Regions from separate parts of the Mus musculus genome. Here region 2 is linked to region 1. Evidence: chromatin loops called from intact Hi-C (ENCODE). Cell type or tissue: gastrocnemius. All regions are shown on one strand. Each heading gives the region's core, and the rest is flanking DNA. Links, peaks and the distances in the headings are about the cores only.

Region 1 (11,438 bases), core at 2,363-10,362:
TATTAACTTCAGCCATGTGAATATAATTTTCATTAAAGTAATCCTGTCTCAACTCGATGCTGCGGGTAGAGGTGAAACGTTGCGAAAGCGTTAAAAATAGCTTGCTAGTAATTTCAACATCCTGTAATTTTATCGCGGATCGAGTTTCAACTGTCGTACTATACAAACCTTATCCCCCATATAGTACATGTTTACTTTTTTAGCCTGCCAGACCCACTCTGGAAAGATTGGTGCCAATATAATAAAATCGCTGGGGGGTTGGGGAGGGGTGCTGGAAAGAGTGGGAGGAGAGCCGGGAAGGGGTGGAGGAAGCGAGTACACCATTTTACATCAATGCTGCGAAAATGCAAGCGAGCCAGGCGGAGGACCGGCAGCTGGGTCGCAGCGAGCGAGGGTTTTGCAGTCCCTGCCTGTTCCTTGTTCTGTGGCTCTTAAGTTTCTCTGTTTGCATAATAGCCGTGCATGCAAACCGCGCAATGCTCCAGGGCTCCAGAACAATAAATATACACATTTAAAACCTTTATTGTCTTACGTTGTGTTAACCACCCCCCACCTCCGTTTCCAACAGCTTAATTTCTGATGGTATTTAACTAGTTTGCAAATGGATTATTTTTTTCAGTTTCAAACTATTACCGAGAAAGCTCCCCCTCCCTTTTGGGAGGAGGGGGGCACGGGAAGGATTGGGGGTGGGGTAGAAGTCGGTATATTATTCCTGTAGCGCCGGGTTATATAAACACATTATCATTTGAGAGAGCCCTTGGCGTCCATCAGCATTGTAAACACGTACGAGTGTATATACTTCAAAATTAAAGAATGCACACGCAGAACCCAGAGCCCGAATTCATATTCCGAGCAGACTCGCGGCTCGCATGTATTGATTTATCATGCATGGTTTATTGTTCCTCTCCCTAAATGTAGTTGCTGTCCGTTCAATATTGTTGCAAAATCACGAGACGTGTGTGTACTGCTCACTTGTCTTTCTGCTCTTCTTCTTCCTTTTTTTCCCCCCTGCTGAGTATTTTTTTTTTGCGAAGCGAACAAATGCATTAATATTTATATGTTTATATAATCGATAACCCACTTTTCCCTTCCGTGTAAATAGGCATCAGAAGATAATTTAACAGATTAGTTCTCTCAAACATGGCAGTGAGGAAACGTAATTTAACTATCAAACAAATCTACATGTCTAATAACAGCAAATCTGCTAAGGAGCATTAGAAAGAGGAGCGGCGCCCCGGAATCTCTGCAGGAAATGTTCTTTATATTAGACATATACAAGCAGGTCCTGTCAGATGCACAACGCAGCTCGAGAGACTTGGTCTGCTCCAAAAATCTCAACCGACGTTACCCACAGACACGAGGAACTGAGAAGAGAAAGATACCCTCATTACTTGGTTTTAGGATGGGTTTCAATTTTTTTTTACATCTTCCTGTCTGCTTTTTGCCTTGATCCATTCTCTTCCCGCCGAGGTCGGACTTAGCCCTTCTCCCTATTTCGAATTTGATCAACCCATCTTTGGCAGCAAACCCACATCTTTTTTACAGGAGATGAAAATTGAGTCTTCGAGGAAATATTAGGATATATTTTCAATCATTTTGGTGCTGAGGGGGAGGCTAGAGCTTAGTTTTATATTGAGACATCACGCCGGCTGCAAGCAGAGAATGCTTTCCCCTGCCAGGACCTGATGCAATCCATTCAAGCCAACAAGTTTGGAGAGAATGTTGAGTTCAATCAATTCAGAACGTCGAGATGGAGCCCAACTCACTCCAGGTATTTCGCTCTCCTCCGCTCCTGCGGTCCCGGCGCCCCCCGGCACCCCCCAGCCCCCCAGCTCACCCACCCCCTCACACCCCCTCACACCCCCCACAAACTTTTTACCAAACTTTTACCCTCTGCATCCCCCCAAAATCATTTTTATTGTTTTTTTTAAAAATCCCTGCGCTGATCATACCTACATAATGTAATTTTATCGCCTCATATGGGGAACTGGGGAGGGGTGGTGGGGACCCGGAGGGCTTTTTTTTTCTTTTCTTTTCTTTCTTTCTTTCTTTTCTTTTCTTTTTCTTTCTTTCTTTTTTTTTTTTTAAGGGAGGCAGAAAATTAGTGGGTTTTGTAATATTTTTTCACCCAGCGTTCTATCTGTGGGCCGGTCTGTATTGAGAGTCTTGTGTGTTAATGTGCCTGGGAATAGATATTTGTGCTTGATGGCTACATTATTTACGTGGTGCTTTTTTTTTTCTCTCTCTCTCTCTCCCTCTCTCTCCCCCTCCTGCAGTGGGTCGGCTCACCGTGTGGCTTGCACGGACCTTATATTTTTTATAAGGCTTTTCAATTCCACCTTGAAGGCAAACCAAGAATCTTGTCCCTTGGCGACTTTTTCTTTGTAAGATGTACGCCAAAGGATCCGATTTGCATAGCGGAGCTCCAGCTGTTGTGGGAAGAAAGGACCAGCCGGCAACTTTTATCCAGCTCGAAACTTTATTTCCTCCCCGAAGACACTCCCCAGGGCAGAAATAGCGACCATGGCGAGGTGGTAAACCTATCTCTCCCTCTCTTCCTTCTTTATTATCTACCCCCCCCCTCCAGTAATGCGTATTATAAGGCAAGCTTGAAAATACTGTATTCAGTTCTGCGGTGAGCAGGATCCGCTCGTTTTTTAAAGGGGTAGCGCCACTAACTGGGGCTGGAGTATTTTACCATTGTCAGAGTTTGGCTGTCAGCTTTACAAAGACCGTCCAACTGCTGATTTTAGTCAAGATCAAATAACTTGTCAAGAAGGGTTTTGTTCCAGGGTGTGTGTGTGTGTGTGTGTGTGTGTGTGTGTGTGTGTGTGTGTGTTCGTTTAGCTACCTCTTCTTGAAGATTAATATCTCATGCTTTAATATACATATTTTAATGTACATATTTTTTGCTTTTTAATTTTTTTAATTTTTTTACTTCATGCCTGGCTCCTGGGCTGGGTAGCTTTCTTTTAGTGGGTTTTGATATTGTTCACGTTTTTTTTTTTTCTTTTAAGTATTTGATATGTTTAAGAGGGCGGAAATTACGAAACGGAGGCAGAATGAGATCAAAAGCAATTGAGTTGGCAAAGGCGTGTTGACTGAAGTGATAAATGACAGGTACTGGGATAATACATTCAAATAACTTGCGCATCTGCCCGGGCGGATTTCAAAGCGGTCGTGTAACCGGCACAAACACGTTCGGCATTAAGAACTATCTCGCGCCCACTCCCCCTCCTCCCGGAGCCATTTGATGTTCTGGTTTCCAGTGACTCCACGCGAAGTGGACGTCTTCCAGTAGGGTGTGGGGCTGGGTGCAGGGGCCTCTGCGGTGAGGTGCGAGTCTGTGCGCGGGATGGACGCGGGGAGGACCCTGCGGCGCCGCCACCAGGCCACCTCCCTCGGGCTCTGTCACTGCGGGTGTGACCGCACCTCTATGGGCTCCCCGGGTCCGAGGGCCGAGCTTGGTGGAGTGATCGTTACCCCCCTACACACACACACTCACACACACACACACACACACACACACACACACACACACACACACACACACACGGGAACTATTTTGGGGAGTCTGCGCCCAGGGCGCGGTGGGAGGGAGGGCGCACGGCCCCCTGGCCAGGCTTTGTGTCTCCCGAGACAGAGCAGGGTGATCAGACTGAGACTTTTGAGGGCAGCTAGCTCGGCGCCAGGCTCGCGAGCTTTCGAGGTAGGTCTGTTGTTAAATGAATGGTTCGGTGCTGAACTCCTCCGGGGCCCTGGAGCTGCCAGCCCAGGCAGAAATTCCTGGAGCTGATGGAGTTGATTGCACTTTTGGCCTTGCTAGCTCACTCCCTCTCCCCCGGATCGAATTACCCCTCAGTGGTCCGCGGCTGGTTAATTAAGGGAGTTCGTCAGAACCTCGGCCCAGGAATCTGCCTTTTCGGAAATAAGCTCCGCCCTCCTCCCGGCACACACCCCTCCCCCGCCCTCCCCGAAAAGCCTAGGGTGTAAGCATTCGGCTTTCCGGGCTCCGCCTGCAGCCTGACTAAGGTGGTGTGTGGATGCAGAGTGGGACCCCTGCAGCCCACCAACAGGTTGAGCGCCTTCCTCCCCACCCCCCTGGGCTCAAGCCCCTCCCCCGACCCAACTTTGCTGCGCAGCTGTCTTCCTTCTCTCCCTCCCCCTTCCTGATTTCTTATTATTTGCTTTTCAAATTTATTACTTCAACATGGCCTGTGATCTGGAGAAGGGAAGGATTAAATATCCAGAAAAGAGCTGGTGCCTAACAGACTTCGGACTAAACCCAGGAGGAAATCATTCAGTGTTTTATGGGATATTTGTGGTCACTCTTTTTTTTTTTAATTGAAATTGGAATATTTGTTTAAAAGACCCCGAGTTGACCCCACTAGGTCCTCTTTAATTTCTGTTGATGTAACTAAACGGCAAATTCTGATTTAAGAATAAAATCCACAGACGATCCCATCTGTCTGTCAGAACTGTTGACAATGAATAGATACGTTTTTTAAACACACGATCTCTTTTTAATTGTTCCTTATGGGGAGTTGTAATGATCTAGGCATTTCGTATCTACTGTATGAGCCATACCTCAGAAAATTAATCTTGCCATTTAAAAGTAAACTCTAGGGGGTTTGTGGAGAGAGGGCGGCTCTATTTATAATCCTCAGCTGCTTATACATAGTCTAATATTATGCATGATTTGTTTTTTAATGTTAACACGGCTGGTAATTAGCTGTATGATTATACTTGTATATTTCATTAGGACTTCGGCTGATGTCATTGTGAGTTATTCAGCCATATTAAAACAATTTTCAATTGAGATAATGACACGCCTCAAAATTATGCAAATGGAAGCTGCATTGTGCAAAATAATTATGACAAATGGAAAGCAGGTAGAAAGTTTCCCGGTGCAGGATCGGTTTTCCACCCGGGTGATGTCATTTCCCCCCTGGCCTAAGTCAGACGTTAGCAGAACAGCAGCAGCCAGGCTCCTGGGGAGGAGAGTCACAGACCAGCATTTACTGCAGGCGCCTTGAGGGGGCAACAGGGCCTCTCATTAAGAAATTTGCTTTGTTTTCGCCTACTCGATTAACTTGTTTATATACATTGAAATGGTTTTTATTATTGATTTTAAATAGTTTTGAGGGATGCCTTTGCCGTTGCTAAATGCAGGGGAATGTTTTCTTGGTGTTCAAGAACATTTCATCAGCCAGCAGAGTTTATTTTAAGTAACCAAATGGAGGTTAATAATTTCCTGATTGAGCTGACATCGGCACCTATCTGGGAAGGACGACCAGGATTCTGGGTACTCTCTATTGAAAAGAGACGTTCTGCCTTTTTCTGATTTCTTGAAATGGGAAGACGTCAGTTCTAAAAGCAGGAACATGATCATTGTGCGAGTTTAGAAATAGCGTCCCTGTGTGGTTCGCTGTGATTTGCAGCAGATTTTTTTTTTTTAATTCCACATGGATCTTTGCAGTCAATGCAGGAGACTGGGTGGTACAGGATTGTGCCTACCCATTTTATAGATGGGGACAAGAACATGCCAAAGTCATGTTGCCTGTCAAGTGTGGCCAGTGTCACCCAGTCCTTCCTAAACTTTCAGCTTGCCTCCTTCAGTAAAAATCTATTACTGAAATATGAAAACACATCATAGTAGATTCTAGAAGCATGCACCATTAAAGGCAGTCCCTTGATCATTTTCAAACGAGGCTACTCAATCAACTCCCAAAGGAGATATTCAGGGTTAGAAGATTTTATTCTATGTAGTTCAAATAATCCTAACTGAAGCTATAGAGCAAAAATATTTTCATAGTTATTAATAATTAGCTATCGATTGGTTTCCAGGGTGATGGTGACATCAGACATTGCCAGTGCTGGTAACCTGAAGTGAGGAAAGGCACTTGCAAAAGAGGTACACTGGAGGCTGAGGTGGCTCAGTGGATGAAGCATCTACTGGGCAAGCATAAGGAACAGAGTTCAAATCCTCAGAGCCTCATAAACTGGAAGCAGGAACCCTAGCTTGAGATAGTACGCAGCAGTGAACAGCACCTTAGACAAGGTAGATGTTAAGAACTAACCCTTGAGGTTGTCTCTTGGTTTCCACAAGCATGCTGTGGTGCACTAGTATGCCATACATCCAAATGCACCTCTCTCTCTCTCTCTCTCTCTCTCTCTCTCTCTCTCTCTCTCTCTCTCTCTCTCTCTCTTTCTCTCTCCCTCTCACACTCACACTCACACACATGGGGGGGGGGGAGAAAGAGAGAAAGTGAGAAAGAGAGAGAGAAGAGGCACATTTTTATTCTACAACTTAGCCTCAGTTTGACCTTAGATAACTATAAGAATCTGAGCCTCAGTTTCTTCTCCCAGAAAATGGGAATAATACTAAGAACTGAAAAATTTGGGGGAAAATCAAGACACATTATAATAGGGGAAAGCGCTTTAGATATTTTAAAATTCTTAAAATGAGAAGGACTCAGGGTAAGAATATTATGAACTTTTTTTAAATTTTATAAACAATGGCAAATCATAGTAACATTTATGTGGATTTCGTTGGATCTAATGATGATCCTGTCTTAAGTCAGCATGGGAGGAAAGAGCAAGACACGGGCAAGGAGGTAGTGTCCATGGTAACCACCCTTGATTGGCACATGTGAGCAGTAGCTCTTCAGGGAAGGACATGGCAATGTAGGTGGGTAACTGGTCCTGTTACTGGGTAACCTCTAATCATGCTTATTCTCAAACTGCTGAGTACTTAATCTATTGGCGGTTGGCTTTCCAAATGCATGCATGTGCAGGCTTGGGTTTTTACATGAAGGTTTGTTGATGGCCTGGAACTAGGAATGGGGAAGGTTAAGCTAATGATGTCATTGAGTCAAGACCAAGCACGCCTGGGTGTTTTAGACTCCAGCTTGCTTTCAGGATTTCTAACAGTCTATAGTTGTCATCATCCAGGATACACTGAAAGTCGTGGTCCATTTAGAAACTGCTTCAGAGATGCTCTACTGAGAGCCGCATAGCACAGTTGGAATTGGAGCCAAGACTTTGAAGACTTTCAACAGTCTCGCTCAAATGATATAACCGTGGAGAATTTCTCAAGCATTCTGTGTCTCGCTATTTTTATCCATATATGGGCATGTGGTATCGACTTCCTGGGATTGTTTTATGGACTAAATGAGCTATTATATGGTGGAAAGGTACTCAGTGGATAGATAAATAGTGATTGTCTGTAATCGTTACCATGAATATTGGTATGTGCTTTTCTCATTGGAATTTGAGTCCTCCTGGCAACTCCTGGGTTACTTTGCTACAAATCCCTCCCTGGTGGTTCTGGTTCCTTCCACTGGGGCTGTTTTTTCTACGTGTGTTGAGCTCAGCTGTGTCATCACAACAGAATATTTCTTAAGAATTTTTATTTTGCTACTGAAAAATGTTACTGACTGGACTGGCAACATTTTTCAAAGGATTACCTGATTTGATCATACCTGGGGCAGGCAGATGTGTTCTGGAATCTAGATGGTCTGCCTTGGGCTGTCTTTGTTTTTGCAAAGCCCTTAAGGTGATTGTAGAGATCTCTGAGTCTCCTTGACTTACCTTGCTGTCCTTAAATGGTGCTCTGCCTTGCCCAAGACTCAATTTTTTCATTTGTATAATGGAATTGCTGATCTTGAATCTACTGAGGAAATCAGAGATGATGATTTAAAAAAAAAAAAAAAAGCCGGGCGTGGTGGCACACGCCTTTAATCCCAGCACTTGGGAGGCAGAGGCAGGCAGATTTCTGAGTTCGAGGCCAGCCTGGTCTACCGAGTGAGTTCCAGGACAGCCAGGACTACACAGAGAAACCCTCTCAAAAAAACAAACAACAAAACAAAACAAAACAAAACAAAAAAACCAAAAAACCAAAAAACAAAACCAAAAACCAAAAACCAAAAACCAAAAACCAAAAACCAAAACAAAGAGGGGACCAACCAGCACAGGACTTAGAAAAACTCAGTCTCTGCTGGTAGTGACTATTTTCATCTAGAATCAGGACCCATGGGAACTTAACCACCAATGGCTGTAGTTACTCTGGCTACTGTCTATTCCTAGTCATTCATTTTTTTTTTTAAACTAAATGAAGGGACATCTCTAACCATGTACAGAACAAGAACTAAAGTGTTGCGCAGAGACCACTCAACTGGTCTGTGCTAAGGGTCGGCTAGCTAAAACTTGAAGGCTGAATATGGCCCACTGATAGTTTATAAATAAAGTTTTATTGGGACGTAGCCAAAGTCATTTATTTATATAGTATTTGAAACTCTTTGATTAGAACAACACAGCTAGTACTTTTGATGGTTACCATATGATTGACACAGTAGATATATTTGTTGTCTGGCCTGATTATTTATGGAAAAAGTCTGCTGACCTCTGGCCCATAAGGTTGATGTGGAAGATGGAACATTTCTATTCTTCAGTTCCTCAGTGTTGGGAATCGAGCTCAAGAAGTTACACTTGTTTAGCTGATGCTCTTCCTATGAGCTATTTCCCCAGATCCTAGTCCTCTTTCCTACTTGGCTCCAAACAAGATGTCATATTATAGACATAATTAATATCAGTATAATGTCCTTATCACTTACAGGCATGCACATGTATTAATGTTGAGTCTAGGACATTCATTTTTGTGAATAAATAAAATTTACATTGAAGTATATTTTGAATGGCTGAGATCCAAGCTCCAGGCAATATAGGTATTGTCTGGATTGTGTTCATCAAAGACAACCTACTTGTTGAGGGTTAACCTTGTAGGCAGTAAAGAGATGACTGGAAAGCACTTGGCAGGCTGGCCCTTTTTCTCCAGAAGCTGACCAATCTTTTTTTTTTTTTTTTTTTGGTTTTTTGAGACAGGGTTTCTCTGTGTAGTCCTGGCTGTCCTGAAACTCGCTCTGTAGACCAGGCTGGCCTCGAACTCAGAAATCCGCCTGCCTCTGCCTCCCAAGTGCTGGGACTAAAGGCGTGTGCCACCACACCCTGCGAAGCTGACCAATCTTAATAAAAAGACAAGGTCAATATGCTCAAAGATGTACACACAGTCACAATCGGAGATGTATCACATGAGTAAACTTGAAAACCTGTCATCTATGTATCCTAGTGTGTACTGAGCCCTTAAACACAGTGGAGGTGAAAGGGAAACGCCCCTTTCGGGGACCTCACAGACTATCCCACCCTGACTGACAGATACTGGTCAACAAAATATCATCAGATTTTCCAGCTGTGAAAGAGCTAAGATCTCTCTGGATGTTTCATGACCTTTCTAGAAAAGTAGAAAACAAGGTCTTCATCTTCAGAGTCTTATTTGCCCGACACACATTTCCAGAGTACCTACTGTGTGCTAGAGCTGCATACCCATTTATATAGAACACCCACTGTGTGCTGACGGCATGAATCCCCATCTCAGGAGCCTATGAGTTAGTGGTGCTTTGCATCTTACTTTAGCTTGGCCCATCTCAGGGTTCTCTCCTTTTGCACCGTAATCTAGTTTATCAGGAGTCTCCTCTTCTTTGAAGTTCACTGAGTTCAGAACAACTGAGCATCATATCAAAACATTATGGGGGTGCTGAAAAGATATCTCAGTCATTTCAGATCGTATGTTTATCTTACAAAAACTGAGCCACCTGTAACTCCAAACTAGGAGCTCTGTAACCCTCTTCTGGCCCCCAAGAGCACCACACACTCACTCACTCGTATTTGCATATATAAACACACACAGACACCTAATTTAAACTTCAGAAAAAATATTTTTGACATACCTTTTGGAAGGCTGGAGAAATGGTTTAGCCGTTCAGAGTGCTTACTCTTCTTGCAGCTAACCTGGGTTTGATTCCCAGTACCCAAGTCAGATGGCTCACCAACTGTATGTGACTCCCGCTGTCAGGGATCTGATACCCTCTTCTAACCTCGGTGGGCTCCTGCACACATGTGATGTCCATGCACTCACACACACACACACACACACACACACACACACACACACACCAAATAACAAAGTAAATCTTTTTTTTTAAATACCTTTTTTTTTTTTTTTTTTGGCCAGCAGCCTGTCTTCATTCACCGTGGCCAGTTGGTTGGTCACTAATTTGTTAGGTTACCTCAGAACCCCATCTCACACTTTCTTCTTTGCTACTAAAACCCATATCACCCCAATGGATGCCAAAATACGTGAACGGATGTTTGTCCAAAGAAAAAAGCCAATGATTTAGACCGAGGGTTCAGCCTGGAGCCGCCATGATGGTCTATCCGGGTACCTTTTTGATCTGCAACACTCAGCTTGTTGAAATTAGGGACTTTGTAGTGACAAACTGAAACCTAGACTTCTGGAGAGAAGAAGAGTCAAGCCGCAACTCAGTCATGTTGGCAGTTCACAAAAGATAGCACTCTTCTCAGACGAATGACCTTAACCAAGGTTTAATAGTGACTCCGTACTGAAGGCAATTAAAACCTCTCTTGACATTTAAACGGTCAGGCCCATACTCAGGAAATGTTATTTTTTATGAAGTACAAGAGTCCACGCATGTAAATACTTGGTTATTAATTATTAATAAAGCATGCCGTTGCTCATAGTGGCATCTGGTAACACACAACTCGGGCTCATTTATCAAAGTCTCGTTTTACCCGATATCCAGCATATAATTGCTTGAATCAAATGCATTCGCTTGTCATTTTTTATAGCAGGGCAGTTGGATATTTGCCATCCTCTACTCAGAATAATATTGTAACTAATGATTCCTTGGTGGTTCTGCTTTTAAGGGTATTTAAAACAAATTTATCGATTGCTGCCTCGGAGACTCTTTCGCCTCTAAGAGATGTGGTCATGGATCCTTTGTTTCTGGAAGAATCTGTCCCCTAGTACTGTGGACTTTTTGAGGGTGTAGTGTAATCCTCACTGTGTTTCCATAGATCAGAACCTAGGCCTTGGCCCTTAGAGCATGTCCATGCAAGTCCGGGACAGTGAGCATCACACTAATGTTTCAAAATCTGTGAGTTTGGGGGGTGGCTCAGTGTGTAACAGAGAACCTGAGAGTTAAGATACCCAGCATTTATCCGGGTAAAAGGCATGCCTGTCATCCCAGTGCCAGGACAGGAAGACCCGTGTGTCCCTGGGCTTTATTGAGTAGTTACTCCAACAAATTGATGAGCTCTGGGCTCAGTAGAAGACCCCATCTCAAACAGTAGAGGATGATTGGGAAGGGCATCTGAATTCAACATCTGGCCTACACACTCACGCGTACACACACACACACACAAACACTCATATGGAGAAGTGCAAACGCCCACATGCACACGTGTATATACGCCATATAAACCCACTGAAAACCAGGCAGATAGCCATTATTGAAAAGAGGGCGCTGACGTCAGACCAATGGGATCCAGCTCACATCCGACCTGTATCCATCCACAGCCAG
Region 2 (11,438 bases), core at 2,393-10,392, 100 kb after region 1:
GTTCTAGCAAGAAATACTCGTTTGCCTGTCTGTCTGGAATGTGTGTCGCCCCCAGGCACCATGAGTCTCCTCATCGTCACTCAGGCCTCTGACCTACTGTCTCCTCCCCAGAGAGACAGAATCTGGCCTTCCCTCTTCCACAAGTCCAGCTCAATCCCTTCATCCAGCATGTTATTATCTTCCCACAACTCATCATTATCTAAAATTACTCCTATAATTGTTTATTTACAGATTTACCGGCTGTCTTCCCACTCTCTATACACACTAATATAAGCCCTTCCTCACGGACGCAACACCGTTTCTGTCTCATTCGTAGCTCAGGGACCAGGAGAGCGGTTACATGCAGTCACTGTGTAATAAACTCTCTGTAATAATAAAATGAGTGAACAGACACACAAGCTCTGTGGACACTGTTCTTCCACAGCTTATGAATAAAGCCATCGGAGTAGGGCAATGAAACCCAGCCAGCAAGTGGGTAGACCGGGATTTGAACCTAGGTTGCTTGACTCTGGTCCTGTGGTGTGATCTTTCCCCCTCCCACCTGACTGCCTAAGAGTCCAGACTCTGGTGAGAAACAGTGTGCCAACCACTTGACTTTGGGACAACTGGAAGCAGATAGCTGACCACCATGTTTCTACACAAGGGATTTCCAGTGGTGTCCGTGGCTTTAAGTGCAGAGATTGAGAGAAGTGGGACTAGGTAGAAAACGAGGGATCTGGAGGATTCAGAATCCGAACAGCATTGGTTTAGAATCAAGCCATGGCACCAACTACTACCCTGTCCCCCAGGTGATCGCCTCTGTCCCTGCCTCAGCTCATGCTATCCCCTGGTCTCTGCCACACACTGCCCAGTGTTTCCTCTCCCTGACAGAGGCCTCAGAACTCCCTTGCCACCGGAGAAGCTGCAATGTAAGGACCCTTTAAGAGATGGAGCAGTTTGCAGTTCAGAGGTTGCAGGAGGGAGGGGGAGCATTAGAGCCCTGTATTCTCCTGGACTCTGGGCCCCAGACTGCCAGGCTACCAGGGCTTGCCCCATACACCTCTCTGTAATTTTCTGCTTAGAGCACCTCGGCTTTCCCAACTTGGCACCATTCTTTAATGAAAAAATTATAGGCCTAATTGAAAGAAAGAAAAGAAAGAAAGAAAGAAAGAAAGAGAGAGAGAGAGAGAGAGAGAGAGAGAGAGAGAGAGAGAGAGAGAGAGAGAGAGAAAGAAAGAAAGAAAGAAAGAAAGAAAGAAAGAAAGAAAGAAAGAAAGAAAGAAAGAAAGAAAGAAAGAAATGAAGAAAATGCATGTAAGCTTTCTGCTTCCATCGATTCTTTATTCCTACAGCACATAAATCATTTCCCCTTTTAAAATTAAATTTAGCTTGCCATGATTTGGTAATGGGGACTTTTGGAAGGAGACAGAGTCTTCAAGCTTTTGGACAGGGGCCGCTTGGGTTTGCCTATTCAGGCTGCCTTCTCATTGGTGGCTGGCTGGGCCACAGTTCCTCTATCTGGGCTCTCTACTCTCTTTAGAAGCTGCACAGAAACAGCTTCCCAAACAGCCATTTTTCTCTCACAGTCTCCATTGCTTTCCAGTGGTCGTCTTGGAGGACTGGAGAACAGGCAAGATGGACAGAAAAAACAAAAAACAAAAAACCCAGGGTGTTCTCTGGGTCCTTGTTGCTCATCCATTCTCTCACTGAGCACCAGCTGGGTTCAAAGCAAAACTCTGGGCATTGGTGGGATACCAGGCTCTATTCGCAAAGCATTTAAAACTTAGGTTATGTCACGTGAGACACAGAGTGATGGCTCACTGCAAATACTGCTTTGGATCCCCTTGTTAGACTCACATTCTACCTCTGAGTGGCCTCAGAGACTGAGCAATTTTCACAGGGTCACAGACCCAGTACTGACGTAGCTTTGTTGACCATTCTCAACCGGCACACAGACCGATAACATGGAGTCTCCTGTCCAGTCAGCCCCAGCCAACACCCACACTCAGGCCTGTTCACCCTCAACACACATGCACACACACACACTCACACACACACACACACACACACACATGTCTGCCAACACATTTTGGCTATAGAACAAGAATTGTGAAGAGACTCTTCCTTTGAGGGCCAAAGGAGATGACATGAGCAAAGTTGGCTGAGTGGAAACTTTTGACCAGACAGCAAGCAACCTTTGCAAGATATTCTGCTGGGTAAATGGAAGACCTTCTATCAGATCCACAGATACCTGAAGCAGGGCCTCTGGTGTTCATGTAGCCTCTTGGGGAGGCGGATCTCTAATGGGACCTGGATAGATGCTGTTGCAGAGGAGGAACTGGAAAGGACACTAGACTTGAAGCTCAAAGAGTTGTTTTCTCTACTGCTTTTAGCTTTTAGTCACATCTAAAAGCATCCCCCACAAGCAAACTTTTCCCACTAAAAGATGTCGTCTTCCCCTGAGAAGAACATGTGCCTCCTGAGTCTCTCTCTGAGACCCCATTGTGGTTAAGGCCTCTGAGAGGCCTCTTACAAGAAACCCTGACCTGCTTCTTACTAACTTGGGTCCTTCCTCAGATCTCTAAGAAAGGATGGGAGGGAGGCTGCTGGGTTAATTGGCTCTCTTGGTGTACTGCCTCCTCAAAGGGAGGATTCCAATGACTTCAGAGTAATTATTTCTATCATTGTACTCTATGTCCTCTGTTCCTTGTTACTCAACACTTTCCCAATGCTTTTTAGTTTTAATTTGAGTGCCCCCACTGTGTGCGCATGAGTACAGACGTACCTCTGTGTCTGTGCCGTGTACATGCATGTGAAGACCTGAAGCAAACCTCAATTGTTCTTCAGGAGCCACGCACCGTATTTTCTGAGAGAGCGTCTCTTCTTGACATAGGTTGCTCACAGTCGGCTAGGCTGGTGGACTAGTGAACTCCAGGGGTCCACCTGTCTCCACCCCGGACCCCCAGCTGTAGAATCGTAAGAGCACACCATTCTCCTTAGCTTCTTACTTGAGTACTGGGGATCAAACAGCGCTTGAGAGCCCACTCCCCTCTTTGTTAAAAATAAAACACTACATATTGACTTGTGGAAAGGCGTACACATGCCCCTACCCAAGTGCGCGGTCAGAGGACAACTATCAAGAAGCCCTTTCTCCTTGTACCATGTAGGTTCTGGGACCATGTGGAACTGAGTGTGGTAGTGCATGGCTTTACCCATGTCAAAAACCATCTCCTTGGGCCACCCACTCCCATTAAACGTTTGGCTTGTTAAAATTATCAGGCTTACGTGTCTTTTTCCCCCGTTGGATTCTAAGGTCCTCCAAAGAGTTAGAATCAAGTCTACTGTGTTTGGAACAACATGTTTGTTGAAATGATAGAGAAATCACTACTGGATTCCAGATGGTTTCAGACCTCCATTCATTCTTATCTCCTTTCTTAGATAAGTCAAGTATTTATGGACCTCCCTCTTTCAACTTAAGCTCCTGGTGGACTGAATTCTCAAGGGAAAATGTTGGCTCTAAGGGATTTCCCTCCCCCTCAGCATTTATTTATCTTCTCAAAGCCCAGAAGTGTTCTCCACAAGTTGACTGCTGTCTTTCACTGAGGGTTGTCTGTTTGCAATGATGTTTAGAGACCCTGTCCTTTCCCAGCACTGGCAGTGTGCTCTTGTCTGTTTTGACAGGGTATTACTATGAAACCCACACTAGCCTTGAACTAGTAATTCTCTGGTCTTAACTTCAGTGCTAGGATTTTACCTGTGAGCCACCATATCTAACTTCAGCCTGTACCCTTAATGTCAGCCCCAACTCTCGCCTCAGGGTTTGAGGGCACGCCATGGTCAACACAGTGGCCATATCTTACGGAGCAAACCAGAGTTCCCCCCTAACAGATAGCCCCCCTTTCTCTCATCTCCATATCATAATAACTTAGTGAGGAAAAGAAAAAGAGAGGAAAACAGCTTAGACACCTTTCAAACTGTTTTTCCTCACTACGGAAAACTATTTCTATTATGAGAAAGAACTAACATAATAACAACAGTTGCCAGTCCTCTGTGAGTACGCACCATATGCGGGTCTCTATGCTAAGGCCTCTCCACGTATCTGATGACCTAATCCGTACAGCTTCACTCTAAGGAAACTCCCACTAAGCCCTTCAAAGTGGGGGAAGACGCCAGTTAAGAAAAGTTAAGAAGTGGTCAGGCTGGATTCTGACTCATCAAAGCTCCCACGTTCTTGCCTTTATAAATGTCATTTACGATCCCATCAGTATCTCAATCCCGCTTCCCAAAAGTCATCAATAGCCCCCAGATGTCACCATTTGTGTATAGAGTTTTCTTTTGTTTTGGTTCTTTGGTTGGGGTGGTGGGGGTTGGAAGTATTTCCAGTAACTTGAGAACATCCTGTATCCCATTTTGCCATCTTTAAGTTTTCCTTATTATAAAATAAACATTCGCCGCGTTAAACACTTGGTGAGTACCATTTTAATGGTCGTTCAATATTGTGTAAAATGAGTTTATTGAAGTTCACATGACCTTTCTATTTGAAGTTTCGATCCCTTCCTCTGTGGCTTTGGTAGTATTACGACGTGTTATGTGCACTTAACACTGTCCTGATTATCTTTAAGCATAAAAACGTCAACATTGAGATGACTTCCTCCGGAGAGACCCTCAGGATTTCTACTGCCAGGGTTACTTTCCCATAAGCAAAGGCATAGATGTCAGCTACTCAGCTATGGGTTTGGGTTTTGTGTGGCTATAACCTTGGACAAGAAAATGAGTGCAGGCAAAAAGCGATCATGTCTCTTAGAATGGCGGCTTTCAACCCTCAAATGCACTGCCTCGGTGTTGTGCTGACCCCCAACCATAAAACTGCTTTTGTTGCTACTTCATAACTATAATGTCTGTGCTTTCCAAAGATCTTAGGGGACTCTTGTGAAAGGGTTGTCCAACATCCATTGGGGTCGAGACCCACAGGTTGAGACCCCCACATGCTAGGGCACCTACTAGACCTGTGGTTCTTGAGAGTTTATCTTTGAACTCTCAGAATTTGGATGAGTAATATCTTGGTACCAAAATGTTTTACACGTCAAAGCGCAATATGCCTGCGATGTAGTTATCGTGAGCAAAGTGCTGTTTTGAAAATAGGCATTATGGAAGAGCTAAGGCACATTAACATATGCATTTCCTTGTACACTTAATTTTTTTTTCATGACAAGAACATAGCTATCTACCCTCAACAAGTTTCAGCAATGAAAGAACAGTCTTCATAGCCAGCGTGTCTGTGATAGGTCTCTTGGGCATGGTCCTCCCATCTGATTGAAATTCTGTGTTGATCTGTATCTCCTAGCTTCCCATCCATCCATCCTTGGTCCCCATCATCCTACTCGGCATTTCTTCACCTAGTTTTGTTAGATTCTGCCAATAAGTGGTGACACCATCTGATTGTGTTTTTTTCATTTAGCTCAATTTCCTCCAAGTTCATCCATGTTGCTGCAAATGAGAGGACTTTCTTGGTTTTTAAAGTCGATTAGTATTCTCATGTTTATGTACACACACCGCACTTTCCATTATCCATCCGCCAGCTGGTTGTCATTGACAGGTATTGCTTATGTATCATACATAATATAACAGGGAGCCTGGGAGTGTGTTAATGACTCGATTTTCTTTGGATAGACCCAGTAATGGGACTGATGGACTCCACCACAGTCCTGTTTTTAACTTTTTTGAGGAAACTCCCACAGTGTTTCTCCTACCAACTCGACAAACTTACGTCCCCCTTGTGGCTAACACTTTCATCACATCCTCTCCCTGCTTAAGACCGCGGCATCCCTGTAGAAACAGCTAGGGCTCTCTGTTCGCAAAGGGAACAGAGAACAGAGCTGACAAAGCCATCACCTCCTTCCTAACTGGCCCCTGGTCGGAGACACGGAGACACGGAAGAGGTGCAGTTTTGGTGAGAATGGGCATTGGGTAGAATGTGGCAGTAGAAACTGGAAGAGTTCATTTAGCAGCTACAGGTTCCGTTAAACGTTTTATTTTCTTGGATATTTTCTTTATTTACATTTCAAATGTTTTCCCCTTTCCAGATCTCCCCTTCATAAACCCTCTATCCCATTCCCCTCCCCCTGCTCCCCACTCAACCACTCCCATCCTCCCACCCTGGAATTCCCCTACACTGGGGCATTGATCACCCTCAGGCCTGAGGGCCTCTCCTCCCACTGATGTCCAACAAGGCCATCTTCTGCCACATATGTGGCCAGCGCCATAGGTTGCTCCATGTGTACACTTTGGTTGGTGGTCCAGTCCCTGGGAGCTCTGGAGGGGTCTGGCCTGTTGACACTGTTGCTCCCTCCATGGGGTTGCAAACCCCCTCAGCTCCTTCAGTGCCTTCTCCATCTCCTTCGTTGATCTCTGAGCTCAGTCCAATGGTTGGCTGCAAGTTTCCTCCTCTATATTTGTCAGGTTCTGCCTCTCAGGAGACAGCCATATCGGGCTCCTGTCAGCAAGCACTTCCCGGCATCCACAATAGTATCTGGCTTTGGTGGCTGTATATGGAATGGATCCCCAGATGGGGCAGTCTTTGGGTGACTTTTCCTTCAGTCTCTGCTCCACACTTTGTCTCCATATTCCCTCCTGTGCATATTTTGTTCACCCTTCTAAGAAGCACCGAAGCATCCACATTTTGGTCTTCTTTCTTCTTAGGTTTCATATAGTCTGTGAACTGTATCTTGGGTATTCTGAACTTTTGGGCTAATATCCACTAATCAGTGAGTATGTGCCATGTTTGTTTCTTTGTGACTGAGTCACCTCACTCAGGATGATATTCTTAAGTTCCATCCATTTGCCTGTGAATTTCATGAAGTCTGTTTTTAATGGCTGAGTTATACTCCATTGTGTAAATGTACCACATTTTCTGTATTTATCCCTCTGTTGAGGGACATCTGGGTTGTTTCCAGTTTCTGGCTATTATAAGATTTTTTTCCCTGGGTACACTTTTAGAGCCATGACCATGGAGACCTCAAAACTATGTTTGTAATTACCGAGAAGTTTAGAAAAAGCTACAATGGACCAGAGAGGACACTTCTCTGTATATTCAATATGAAGGTACCAAACAAGGAGCCTGATCAACTCCGTTTGCTATTTTACATCTCCATATCTCATCTAGAGAATGAAATGTTAGACATGTTTTTAATGGTTTTGAAGTCCTTCTGAGACTCTGATAGAAGCTTCAAGTCATCTCCTAAAAATATTCATGCCAGCATAATTATTACAATAATGGCTTTGAACAAGGTTATTTGCAGAAATTAATGCAACAAGCAAATGTAGACCATCCTGGGTGATCTTTTCATAACTGAAGGAGTGTATGACACCCAAGATGATAAACCCCTGATCTTCCATACCTCACACACCTGCTTGCTATTGGTGAAACAACAACAGGCCTTTCTAATAACTCTCCATAAAATCTCAACACCATTAGATTGGTTGGCTCATTTCCTGAGAATTCTGATTAATTAAAACAGAATGATAATGACAGTATCTCATACCTCTTATTGAAAGTTTAACACATGTCAGGAACTGAGGTATAGGCTTAATAAAGTTTGTGTGGTGTCTGCCTAAGAAATGGTGTGTATTTAATTAGCTGAACACTTAGCAAACCCAACCTTACTTAACCTTTAGTTGAGTACCTACTGTGGCCATTACCTTTAATGAGCACCTACTGTGCTCATTACCTCCATTGATTTTCCCAGCAGTCTTAGAGAGAGAGAAACAAACAGACAGTGTTGTTGAAGGAAGTCATTCCACATGCTAATAAACTGGGTGCTGGGATTCATGCTATCCTGTTCCTTTTAGTAGTCTGCTAACTACTCTCATTCATTAAACAGTGAGTTCGAGAACCTGACTTACACCCATATAGGGAAGCCAGAGGTGTTCTTCATATGAACCTGCATCCCTTCTTCTGACTTCAAACCTGATCTATCTTTCTCTTACCCTCCTCTGACAGCTGAGCACCTGTTGGAGGTGAGAGGCTAAGTTGGAAGATGAGAGGATGATAGGACGTCTTCCATTCACTGAGATCCACCCCCTGTGTGCTGAGGGGTCAGTACATGAGGGAAAAACTCACACCCATGGTCTGGTCCAGTTTGCTTGCAGCTTCATGTTGAGACATAACCATACTTAAGGGCTTATATGTTGTTGTTGTTGTTGTTGTTGTTGTTGTTGTTTTCCCTCAAGGATGGCTGACTTAGTGTGGTCCATAGGACTGATAATATTTATTCTCTGTTCTATCCTGGGGACTGAGGGGAGGCATCAGCCCTCTCATGTAGACCAATGGAGTGTTATGGTTCATTGATCCTAACACCTCTTCCTGTAGAGACATCATTGTTACATGTACCATCTGGCTGATACAATTGCATTGTAATTGTATCATTGTAAATGTAAGGATGAAACCCATTGATTGTTGCATCATTGACTCTAGAGACAAAGGGGGGAAAATGTGCATTGAAATTCAGTATCTTGTTCGGTGACCTGCTAGAGGCACTTAAAGGGGGGAGGGGACTGTAAATATAGCTTACCCCAAAGACAATTTTCTGCAGTTCATAAGTTGGTTGACATTTCACCAAGCTTAGGACAGGCCATGTGACAGGACCCAGTGAATTAGAACCATGCTGGATTTTGGCATCTGTCTTCCCAGCGACTGTTACCAATAACATGTAGAAATATTTTGGCATTTTCCTTGATACTATTTTCAACTCCCGTTAGTATAAATATTTAGGGTGTTTTAGAGAGGTGGATTGTACGGCAGGCACATCGTTAGCTCTTTTATCTCAGGGCTGGACTGTTTGAACAGTGTGCCTATTCTCTAAACGTGTTAAGAGGCTATATACAAAAGGCTTTGTGGAAGTTTGAAATGGAAGCTTCATCTCTCAGATGTTACTTATGGCCAGATTCTCACCAGTCTACAAAGTATGCCTAATTATACACAAAGGCTCTGAGGGGAAAGAGCAAACTCAATATTACAGTAGAAACTTCCTCCAAACAACAGCAGGACTCTGGGTCAAGGGTAGTGGCAATAATCATATAACATAAAACAGCCTGCATTTCCTGTGTACGCATGCTGGTTAGTATGTGTGCACACGTTTCTAGAAATTCAGAAACTGCCCAGGGCGTGTACGTTTGCAAAAGTAAGGCATGCTGTTCGGTTCTTTCCCTGATCCCACCTCCTTTCAAAAATAGAAACTCAGAAGTTCTGAGTCAGGCTACAGATTATTTGGCTGGTTCAACTGTAGAGTAAGTTATTAATGACACCCAGATGTTGTTTTTAGTGATTGGATGTTTTCGGCTGTGAAATAATATTTTCTTGTGTGTGTGTGTGTGTGTGTGTGTGTGTGTGTGTGTGTGTGTGTAGTGTGTAGTATGTGATGTGGTATGTGTGTGTGCATGTACGCGCATGTGTGTGTGTGTGCTCAGAGTGATGTTTCTTGCTGTGATCCACAGCATGTGGAGAAAAAGCCCAATGGCGGAAGCGTTTGCATGTCCAATGGCATCACTGATAAGTGACTGCTTCATTCTTTATTTTTAGCTCGCACTGCCTTTTTTCCCATATGTCTAAAAATAAGTATTTGCAAGCTTTGCATTCTGCTGCTCATTGTAATACACAAAATATTTGTGCACAGAGCGAAACGCACTGATAGCGCTCAAGATGAGCTATTTCAAGAAAGGAAGGCTTGTTGTGCTAAGAGGAGATAAAATACATTTTTATGAGTGGTAATGTCAGAGAAAGCCATCCATCTTATTTTGAAATAGTTTTAAAGGAGTGGCTAGATAGTTGACCTCTGAAATGATTTAAATAGATTCAATGGGGTGGGAGGAAGGATTCCATGTCTAAAATAGTATGCTCTGCTATATATTGGCTATTGTAAGTCATCATCCAAAGATGGCACTTAGTGCCTGGTCATCTGGGACAGAGGCCCCTCTGTGTAGGATCACCCAAGCTGTCAACTTCCAGAAGACCTATTCTCCAGTCTTTGAGTCTATTCCAGCTCGTTAACACCTCTATCCCAAGGCTGGCAGAGAAAAGTAGAGGAAGAGGAAAAAAAAAAAAAGAATCACGTTAGTTGCTCTTAATAGCCTTTGCAAAGGCCAGCTCATGGCTGAGATAGAAGCCAGTGGTGGGAAGAAAATGTAAGATTTTTCTGCTTTCTGTTGTAGGCTCCCTTTCCTGCCTCGGCACAGCTAATCAATATTTGACTTAAAGACGTTTCAACGAACTTGACGCTGGAAGGCCTTGCTGACATAATCGTGTATTATGTCTTCCCGTTAAACTCCCAGAAATAGGGTGAGCACCGGAGAGTTAAATGGTGTCCTGCCTCCCCATATCTGAGGGAGACTCTCTCCTGGGCTATTGCTCCTAATCAGGGGTTCCACAGCAGGTGACAACTTTTAATTCACCTTCAGAGCTAGCCATCTCTGTGACAACTCTGTGGTATGATCACGCCTTCTGGCCCTGACCTGGTGACATTCGGTATTAATGAGATTGGCAGGTTGGGCTGTGACTGTGTTTACGTCTTTGTGTGTTGCTATACTTACAGTTCACCCAGAACAATCTGGGGCCAAGGTTTGCTCTTATCAGGATAGGTGGCTGGTTGACACCACCTCACAGATTCTATTAGAAGGGACAATAGAGTCATTCTTCAGTGTGGGCAGTCCTTAGCCACCCTTGCTGATATGTATTCTTTAAAGCACCCTGGCTATGCCACCCTCCCATTTCAGCCCCACTTTTGGACCAACCACGCAGCTCAGAGATTTGGGGCTTTGTCTTGGAAGCTCCTCCATCAATCAGAATTCCAAATTGACACTGTTAAGGTCCCCAGAGGTGTTGAGGGTCTGGATTCAGCAATTATGGTGAATAAAAACCTTGCAGCTAGCTAGGGCAAATGCCAGAATTCCAACTACTAACAGTGGAAAAGGGAAGTGGTTTATGTTAGACTATGGTCATACTCTTCTGATTAAACCCACTCAAAAAAAAAAAAGAGAGAGAGAAAGAAAGAAAGACAACACTGTAATATTTTCCAATGACTGTTTATCATGAATTACGTCAGCCTTCATTTAAGTTGCTATTATTTCTCCTTAATGCTTCTCTGGTGCCTACATAATTCACCACACTGGCAGCCTTGGGACTATGAAATAAGCTTTCACAGTGTCCATACAAGGCGTGGGTTTTTTTTTTTTTTGGTTGTTGTTGTTAATTATTATAAAACTCCTTTAACTTTTTACAAAGTGGCATAAAATATTGTTGAGGTATTTATGGCTCAAACGACATGGCTCTATTTTGCTCCTGGCTAGTTCTTAACTAAAGCAATCATTTGTGGTTATTAGAGCTGCCAGAGATATTATGTCAGAACTGGTTTAAGACTATTATGTATCACATGTCAGTACTTGAGGCTGCCTTTCAAAAAAAAAAA

Evidence for each region. A loop is a pair of places that touch in the nucleus more often than their neighbours do. Peaks named below come from ENCODE experiments on the same cell type or tissue, not always from the same donor. Only the 100,000 strongest peaks of a DNase experiment are listed, where the experiment ranks them.
Region 2: it touches region 1 in a loop (2.1-fold over the local background); 19 of 42 quality-filtered maps call a loop at or near these places.

Annotation. Positions count from the first base shown.
Region 1 is chr10:68,269,023-68,280,460 of GRCm38, reverse strand. It overlaps Arid5b (AT rich interactive domain 5B (MRF1-like)), which reads left to right and starts at 1,735. Exons shown (of 10, transcript NM_023598.2): 1 at 1,735-1,771; 2 at 2,277-2,531. The coding sequence starts at 1,751. In gastrocnemius, for the core only: CTCF peaks have their summits at 4,998, 5,197 and 5,432; DNase peaks (open chromatin) are centred at 3,366, 3,706, 3,898, 4,992 and 2 more places; H3K4me3 peaks cover 3,090 bases; H3K27ac peaks cover 3,389 bases.
Region 2 is chr10:68,166,507-68,177,944 of GRCm38, reverse strand. All of the region lies in intron 4 of Arid5b (AT rich interactive domain 5B (MRF1-like)), which reads left to right. All of the region lies in intron 1 of Gm51770 (a long non-coding RNA gene), which reads right to left. Among named protein-coding and RNA genes, the nearest start is that of Gm51770, 21 kb to the right of the region's middle. In gastrocnemius, for the core only: a CTCF peak has its summit at 5,757 (motif pointing left); no DNase peak of the experiment used is centred there; H3K4me3 peaks cover 714 bases; H3K27ac peaks cover 1,845 bases.